Linked DNA regions of Mus musculus: region 1 is linked to region 2. Evidence: chromatin loops called from intact Hi-C (ENCODE). Cell type or tissue: left cerebral cortex. All regions are shown on one strand. Links, peaks and the distances in the headings refer to the core of each region. The heading gives the core; the rest is flanking DNA.

Region 1 (4,387 bases), core at 137-4,136, 61 kb after region 2:
GGCCAATAGTCAGGCAGTTGCCAAGATTATGAACATGAAATACCCTTTGCAGTCAGTGATTAATACATAGTTTCTTGTGTTGTGAGGGGGTCCCATAAGTGAACCAGAGAGCTACAATCAATAATCAGTCAATCAATCAATCTGACAACACTACAAGGTTTCTGGATGTTCAATGCTAACTGGTAATTCAAAATCAAATCAAGCAAGCTCAGAGTGTTTATTATATAGAGTTGAACAGAGGAGTGAGGTTACTGTGTATAGCGGAACAAGAAGACCAGGGTATTACATCGAGATAAAAGGGATGCAGGGTTTATGGTATTCAGCTAGACCACAGAGACAAGACTAGGTCATGGTATCCCGGAAGAAAGCTATGGTGGACATTTTGACACACGCTGTCCACATCCCCACTAAAGAACTGGGATCCTTGATGCAGTCCTTCCCATTTCCCTTTGAGTCTCACTTAGGAATGCTCCTTTCTTTCTTTTTTTTTTTTTAATTGCTATTTGATTTGCTGTCCTGAATTTTATAAAAACATTTTAAGTGAGTTTTGGCTTGGGATCAGGGCAGAACTTCCAAGTGTTTTTTGAAGTGGTCCTAAGCACATTTCTGACCTTTTGTGCCAGGCATTTATCCAAAATGGTCTTCCAAGTACTGGTGATTATAGGAACCAAAATATTGATGGATTCTGAAAAGCCCCGAAGATGGTCTCATATTCAGCATCTCCTATTCAGCCGAGATTTAATTATTTATGTAAGATAAACAGGTCATCTCATTAATATGCAACCTCAATAATATGACGTCTCATTAATATGCAAATTTGCTTCATATCTTTCATAGATGGTAAAATTGTATGCACAGCAATGAATTGCTTTTTAAAATAAAGCTCCTCATGGTTCATTATCAATAAACATGTGACCTGTGTATTTGTCTTATATACCTTATATACTCTAGCTGGCATAAAAATTTCTCAGGCACAGTGTGATCACAAGTGGAAAAAAATTAAAAGCCACACTCTAACATGTATAAGTGGGTAGGATCAGCCGGCCAGTGTACAGTAACAAAGTGGCATCCTATGATTGGTACTAGGAATATAGTTTGGGATTTTTTGTATTTATTAAAAATAAGGTCTGGTGTAACCCAGGCTGCCCCTGGACAAACTATGTAGTGGAGGATGACCCTGCTGCATCCATTATCCCTCTGGACTCTCCGTAATTAGCCTGTGCCCAATGTTTCCCTGAAGTAACTAGACACTAGCTTAGGATGCTCTGGGTTGACCTCACACAGACCTGATGCCGAAACTTTTACCTTTCCCTTATACCACATCTTTCTCATCCTTGAGTGTAGTCGCTGTGTCCTACAGATTTCCATGCCAACCTTGCCCAATTTTGCTTACATTGAAAATTATGAATGGACACAAATTTGCGGTTGGGCGTCTGTCTGTCTGCTTCTGGGTTTTTAATATTCGGGGTATTTAATATTTTGAGACAAGGCATCTCTTTCCAGGGTTGGGCTCCTGCCTTAGCCTCCTGAGTTCTCGGATCACCGGTGAGCACCAGTATACCAGGCTAAAATAAACTTTTTTTTTCCAGCCTTTTCCAGTTTGCTCGTATTTGCCAATACATAAAACAATGGCATAGTATTGCAAGGACCAGAGCAGTGTCTCTCCACCTTCCTAATGCTGCGACCCTTTAATATAGTTCCTCATGTGGTGGTGACCCCCCCCCCAACTACAAATTGTTTGGTGGCTACTTCATAACTGTAATGTTGCTACGGTTATGAATTGTAATGTATAATGGTAACATCTGTGTTTCCTGATGGTCTTAGGTGACCCCTGTGAAAAGTTCGTTCGACACCCCCCACCCCCAAGGAGTCGTAGTCCATAGGTTGAGAACTATTGGATTAGGGCACTCCATGAAAGTCAGGAATCAGCGTGATGCGCTCACCCTCTGGGTCCAGGGGCGGAGACTGAGGCGTCTCCATAGCGACGCTTCACAAAGGCACGCGCAGAGGGTGGGGCGCAGAGCGGAGTACTACTGCCTTGTCAGGGCGGGAAGGCGACCTTTTGGGACAAGATGGCCCGGTATAGGAACAAGGTTTCGTGCCCTGCTCAATGTGACCCCAAGCTCCAGTCAAGTAAGACTGCCCACGCTGCGGGTCTGCGGGGCGTGGTGTGCTGTGTGTGCGGTGGAGTTGTTTTAAATAAGGCAGTTTTTTTTTCCCCAAGGGCATCAATCGTGAGAGGTTTGCCTCGCTTTTAGAGATGGCAGGGAGGCGCAAGTGAGTCAGGGAGAAAGATCAGCTGTCCAAAATCACACTCCTGTCCAGCCCTTTATACTCCCCTCTCTAAAACTCTGGGGTGTCCCTTTAAATACTTAAGGAAACCCCTGAGGAGACATGATAAAGCCACAGCTAGTGTCCTTCCAAGGACAACAGAGCCGAAGACAAATGAACAGAACTGGGGACGTAATGGAGGGAGAGAAGGAGTCTGGCTGGTTCTTTAAGTCGCAAACAGCAAATTCAGTGGGGCGGGAGGGAGGGGAGGGGCGGGATCAGCCGGCCAGGGCTGCTCTGTCTGCAGACTGGGCTGGGAGCTGAGCCCTTTTCAAAGGCGCTCTGCCAGGTGACAGATGGAGAGCCTTGCTCTGTGGTTCTGCTTGCGGCGGCGGCAGCGGGTTTACCAGCTCAGCGTTTTGCGTTGGTGAAGAGACATCACCTCCCCTGGCTGTTAGTTGCGACTCGAGTAGCATTATTACTGAGTGCACAGTCAGCGTATCCATCCCTTCGGAGCAATAATGGCCGGCTGCAGCCGTCTAGCCGAGCTGGCTAAGGGGCTGTGAGGATTCTTTAGAATGATGCTCCTAAGAGAACAATGAAGTGGGTGTTTACATTCCAATCTAGTTCTCTGTAAACGAAGAGTGGAAAGCTGGAGTGTGTGTGTGAGGGGGGAGGGCGGGAAGGAGCGTATTCAGTTAAAAAAAATGTTAAATGTTTTCAGATTCTATAGGACGGCGAGGTCAGGAGATGGAGGAGGGAAAAGCTCCCAGGATCCCCAAGGGCACTCCTTAATTTCCATTTCCCTTTTTCTAAACACTCTGTCTGTCAGGTATTTTCCTAGGCCAGTAGTCTCCTTCCTTGTCTGGAACAGATAAGAGTTAGGATTCCTCCTCTTACGGAATTGATCACGTACCCCAGGACTTCCGGTGCTGCACAAACTGCCAGGGACTCTACTGTCTACACTCAGTACCCAATGCCAAATGTTCAGACTGAACTATCCCGCTCTTGATCAGGCAGTTTCCATGCATGGCCCAGAGGCCCCTGTGCCTCAGTGTGGACAAAAATCACCTTCCTGTCCTCCTTGGAACCTTCCAGAAGTTGAGAGTACAATGAAGAGGGCCCAGGCTGTTAGAGAAGGAGCCCTTGATTGGTTACAGATCTCTTTTGTTCAGCCCTCACCTGCTGGGTCATCTGCCCCTTCAGCCTTGGGTCTGTCACAGCCACAATCCCATCTTCCATTGCTGCTAAAGTCACCCTCCCAAGAAGAGTGTGAGATATGTCATCTCTAATCTTTGTCCCCAAAGAAGAGACAGCTGATGCCTGCTGTTGAGTCACTCCTGAGCATAAGTGAGCAATCCTGGGCTATTGTCCTCTTGTCACAGCTGCTATACAAAAGCACAGAGTCCTGGCTTAAAACATTAAGTTATAGCCGGGCGCGGTGGCTCATGCCTTTAGTACCAGCACTCGGGAGACAGAGGCAGGTGGATTTCTGAATTCAAGGCCAGCCTGGTCTACAAAATGAGTTCCAGGACAGCCAGGGCTATACAGAGAAACCCTGTCTCGAAAAACAAACAAACAAACAAACAAAAAAAAAAAACAAAACACACACACACAAAACCATTAAGTTATGTGCTCACTAGCCAGCTCTAGGTTCTAAGTGCAGACAGTAACTTTTTTTTTTTTTTTTGGACCGGGTCTCACTGTGTAGCCGTGGCTAGCCTGAAACTCTCTATGTAGATCAACCCGATCTCAAACTCATAGAGACAAGGCTGCCTCTCCTGCTCGAGTGCTGGGATTCAAGGCTTATGTCACTACATCCTGATTATTTACAGGACCATGAACACCAGGGATAAGTCACCATGGTTACCAGGGTAAGGCTTTATGAGGTAGCAGCCTTGGCAGCCAGACTGTTTTCTTCACTCACAGTGGGTCGTTTGCTGTGCCTCAGACTCTTGACTTCACATCTCAGTTCCCCTGCCAGATCCCTATCCAACTAAACCGCAGCTCAGATGCCCCGCATCTACAAAATGCCCTCACTCCCCGCCCCAACATCTGAGCGAGGGAAGAGCATCCTCAGGGAGCCAGGATCCCACAGGAGGTCAGCCCACCGCTG
Region 2 (4,387 bases), core at 251-4,250:
GGATGGGTTTTGTCCTTTGTCATTCATCGGCGTTCCTTGGGGAAACTCATCTATGATGGCTGTTTTAAACACTTCGAGTATCATTTTTACATCCCAGGGCTAAAAGAAGATGTGGCTCAGCCTCTGCCACCATTTGAAGAAGCCCAGGTTGCTCTTGCTCCTTCTTTTAAGGCTCAATGGTCCTGCTCATCAAAGCATTTCCCCAGCGAACACACAGTGGAGGGAATTTAAATTCCATCTTGATGGAATTTGAACCAAAGCACACTGCCCAGTGTCACTTTATACGCTGTGAATCATCAAGCCAGCTACGAATACCTCGAGGGGTCCTTGCCGTTGTTCAACATAAATCAGTAAAATGACAGGCAATTGACTCTGAAGACAGCTTTCACATGGCTGAGAGGCTGGAGCTGCTGGAAGCAAATGAGGGCATTTTTCTGTAAACCACTTGTGATTAGCGCCAGAATAAACAGTAGATTGGGCTTTATCCTCCACACCACACTCCCCTCCTGCTCTGGATCTCTCATTAGGCGGAAGTGAACACTTCCCTCAGTGTTGGGAGTGGGGGTTGGGGGTTGTCAGTGGGAAGAAGCAAGTTTGTATCTCCACACCTGATGAGTACTTCTGACTTCCCCCCCAGAAGGAAAAGAAGAAATAGACTTGATTTGACTTTTTTTTTTTCCTATGAAGACATAAAATAAGGGCGAGAATCAGACCGACCCTTCGATGCAAAAGCTTGTCGCTGTGCTATGATGCCCTATCACGGCGCCTGCCAGGGCTTAGAATTTCCCTTAATAGAAAGGAGCGTGTTTGAGAGATTGGCACCTGGCAGCAGTGTCTCATGATGTTACAGGCTTATATTCTTTGTAAAGCATTTAATTAATTAATTAATTAATTAATTTAATGTATATGAGTGCACTGTCGCTGTCTTCAGACACACCAGAAGAGGGCATAGGATCCTATTACAGACGGCTGTGAGCCACCATGTGGTTGCTGGGAATTGAATTCAGGACCTCTGGAAGAGCAGTCAGTGCTCTTAACCACTGAGCCATCTCTCCAGCCCCTCCACTTATATTCTTAAAGACACCAGGAAGGTGGCAATGTTAAGCTGATGGAGGCACTGTCTAAGGAGATCTGACGCCAACCTGTGCCACCACGGCCTCCTGGGCCAAATGGCCCCTTAGGTTGTTGTGTCAACTGATTTTCTCCAACAAGAGTCAGGTTTTCCACGAAAAGCATCAAGTGTGCCAAATCAAGTAAGTCTGTAAACCCAGAGGACACAGCCTGCCTGTGATCCAAAATCTGAACTGACACACGCCCTCTGCCACCTGATAAGCTGGGAGTCATCAAGCTAACTACAAATACCCAAGGGCTCCTTCATTTAGAATCTTCCAGACTCATGTGACTATACATAGTAGGACTTTCGGCTATGTAAAAGGTGAGACAGACAGACAGACAGACAGACAGACAGAAATTGCATAGACTTCCTCAGTAAGCAAAGCCTTATCTAGGAAGTACAAAACCTTCTAGCTCCTCAGATCTAGTTGTCTTCTTGGTTTGTTGTAAAATCTTGACTTAAAATCTTCCATGCTACAACTGAAACCACTTACGAAGGTTTAATCGATAGGAACGAATCAATGGACCTGAAATGTCTTATTGCTCTCCCCCCACCCTCACCCTGGATGCCCAGAAGCCACATGAGAATGCCAGAGTCAGCTGCCATCTGCCAGGAGAAAGCCCTGGTGACTGTCTTGGGGCCCCATTCCTCCGAGGCAGCTGTGATGAGGCATGAATTGATCCTGGTGGCCGAGATCAGGTCCTGGGAGCTTTGAACTTGTTTCAGTTTGGGCTGTCTGTGCTCCCTGGGGTCCTGCCCTAGGGAGGGCAGGTCATGGCTGGACGCAGGGAGGTCAGCACCGCCCTGCTGTTGAGTGAGGGACTGGAACCACTTTCCTCTCGGGAGACTGTGTCGCTTTCTTAACTGTTCTAGACTGGAGTGTCTCTGTTTCCAAGTTTGAGGTTAGAATTGGGCTTTTGGTGTTGGGGCAAGGATGAAATGGAAACTTCTAGGTCAGTGCTCAGCTCCAGACCAGCTTGTGGGGAGTGCAGGAAGGCTGGGTCAGTGGTCATGGCCGGGAGGGAGAGTGCAGAGCCCTCCTGAGTAACTTTGTGGTTGGCAGAGTTTCAGGCCTGCCTGGCGTTTGCTTTTTCCTTTGGGAACATGGGAGCAGCCCTGCCTCATTGGAGAAACAGTGAGTTAGGCACCATACTGTCTGGGCTAGTGGCCCAGGTGTGTCCTGAGTGGGTGTGGCCCATGGGAATGAGAACACTGGGCTGTGTGAAGGGAACCTACAAGTGTCAAAGGCAGCTGGGACCAGGAAGCAGCATCAGACAGCGCAATTCCTTCCCGCTCGCTTGCTGGGCTTGTCCAAAAGGAGCATCTGTTTCTTTTCCCCACTTTGGATGCCTTTGCACTCCAACCCAGCAATGCCTGCAAGCAACAGCAAACACACACAGGGGAACAGCATTGTTGTGGGACTGGGCCGGTGTGACTCACTCTACCTCGGTTTCCCGGGTCCGGCGGCTCCAAGTCCCAATGTAGAAATAGAGTACGGAGCAATATGTTGTTTTGGTAGAAAGCTATGGGTTTTTAGTCTGGAATGTCTGTCGCCAGGGCCCATCCAATTAACTCGCTTGTCGGGAAATCAGAATAAATAGCTCCGAGGAGGCGATCCAGGCTCTCCATGGCCTTTATTTCTTGTTCCTCTTCCAGGTTAGGCAGGTCTGCAGTAACCAGGCCAGAGAAGGAAAGAATACATGGCTTCATTCTGCCTTTGCCTTGCAGGAAAGAAAGGGGGTCGATCCCGTGCGTTTTTGAACTAGGGGATTCGGGCCAGCTGTGTCTTGTGGTAGTGATAGGTCAGGAACAGGCTTGGAGGAGATGGTACCCTCCTCCACAGAGAAGGCGCCATGCATTCTGGGTCAGCTGTGTTGATTGGCACCTTGGGTGGCGATGTGTCCTCAAGGGTACCAACTATTCTGCGGAGCTTGGCAGCTTTGGGCAGTCCCTGTGAGAGATCCTATCCCACTGTCTGGTCAAGACCTTCAGGAGAGCGGCAATCTGTATTGGGGCAGTGGGTGTGCTGTGTGGGTTCCCAGGGTCAGCACCCAAGGATGGGGCTTTTATCTGTAGCATTCCTTTACATAGGATACTTGCAGAGGAATGCTGTGGATAATACTCTGGTCATCCCTGCATCTGTCGATCATTGTCACAGGGAGATGGAAGCCAAAGCCATTTATTTGCATAGGTAGCCTGCCTTCTCTGGGTCTGAAGGAATCTACAGCTTTGTGCAGCAAAAGGGACAGCTGATGGCGGGTGTGTGTGTGGGGGGGGGGGGGTTGTTTTCAACTGTCCTTGAGCCAGGCCATCCAGTATGCTTCTCACACACTCTCTCCGTAATCTCAGAGACCCTGCCTCTCTTTTCCCAGTCTCACCCCTAAGACCTTGCAGGAGTGTTTCCTCAATGGTGATGGGAGGCAAAGAAGCGGTTGGACCTCTGCTCTCTGCGGCAAAGCACCTCAAATAATGATGCCTGTGAGCAGAGAGGGGCATGCCTGCTGTCTGAGGCTCCCTGCTCATGGCAGGCGGGAGTCAAAGGCTCTTTCTTCAAGGACTGCACATTAAGTTTGTCTTTGTGCTTCTAGCTGCTTCCATTTCAAAGGCTCTGTCAGCGAATCCAGGGAGTCATTCCTGGACCCATCGGGCGTCTCCATGGTGACAGCTAAGCAGGCCTGAGGGAGAGAGGCACTTTCCCACAAGTTCCCTTTTCTGATTTTTTTTCTTATTTTTTTTTTTTTCAGTAGTGACTGTGGCTGAAAATTGAGCTTAAAAAATATGATAAAATAGGAACTCCCTAAGCTATTTTTTAAAGCCCACTGTACATAAATATATACGTGTCATTACCAGCCTCAGTGGGGTCTAACATAGCCTGAGAAACAAGACTGATCTCTCTCTCTGTGTCTCTCTCTCTCCATGTCTCTCTGTCTCTCTCTGTCTCTCTTTCTCCCTGTCTGTCTGTCTCTCCCTCTCTGTGTCTGTCTGTCTGAAGAAGAGAAGGAGTCCACTTTTCCCATTCCCTTCCATGTACAGCCTCTGGTGAACTGCTATGGTCTGTTTGCCCAGGCCTGCAGTCCCCCCCCTCCCCCATCCCCTGCCCCCTGAGAATGAAAAGCATGTCAACCAACCACTGCATCAGTAGCAGAGGTTGACCAGGACGTTGTAATTGTCCTCTTCTTGTTTGGCAGACCCACCAGAATAACTGCTGTATTCTTATAACACCCCCAGTGGCCACATGCATAGACGAGTCTTCATGCAGTACACTGGGAGAGT

What was found. A loop is a pair of places that touch in the nucleus more often than their neighbours do. Peaks named below come from ENCODE experiments on the same cell type or tissue, not always from the same donor. Only the 100,000 strongest peaks of a DNase experiment are listed, where the experiment ranks them.
Region 1: a loop joins it to region 2, with 2.0 times the contacts of the local background. A loop is called at or near these places in 2 of 42 quality-filtered maps.

Annotation. Positions count from the first base shown.
Region 1 is chr5:149,437,655-149,442,041 of GRCm38, forward strand. Tex26 (testis expressed 26) reads left to right here and starts at 2,006. Exons shown (of 7, transcript NM_029464.2): 1 at 2,006-2,133. The coding sequence starts at 2,073. In left cerebral cortex, for the core only: no CTCF peak of the experiment used is centred there; DNase peaks (open chromatin) are centred at 2,053, 2,233, 2,655 and 3,598; H3K4me3 peaks cover 1,200 bases; H3K27ac peaks cover 1,317 bases.
Region 2 is chr5:149,377,037-149,381,423 of GRCm38, forward strand. It overlaps a transcript of Medag not described here. Among named protein-coding and RNA genes, the nearest start is that of Gm38753, 12 kb to the left of the region's middle. In left cerebral cortex, for the core only: no CTCF peak of the experiment used is centred there; DNase peaks (open chromatin) are centred at 2,539 and 3,746; H3K27ac peaks cover 1,384 bases.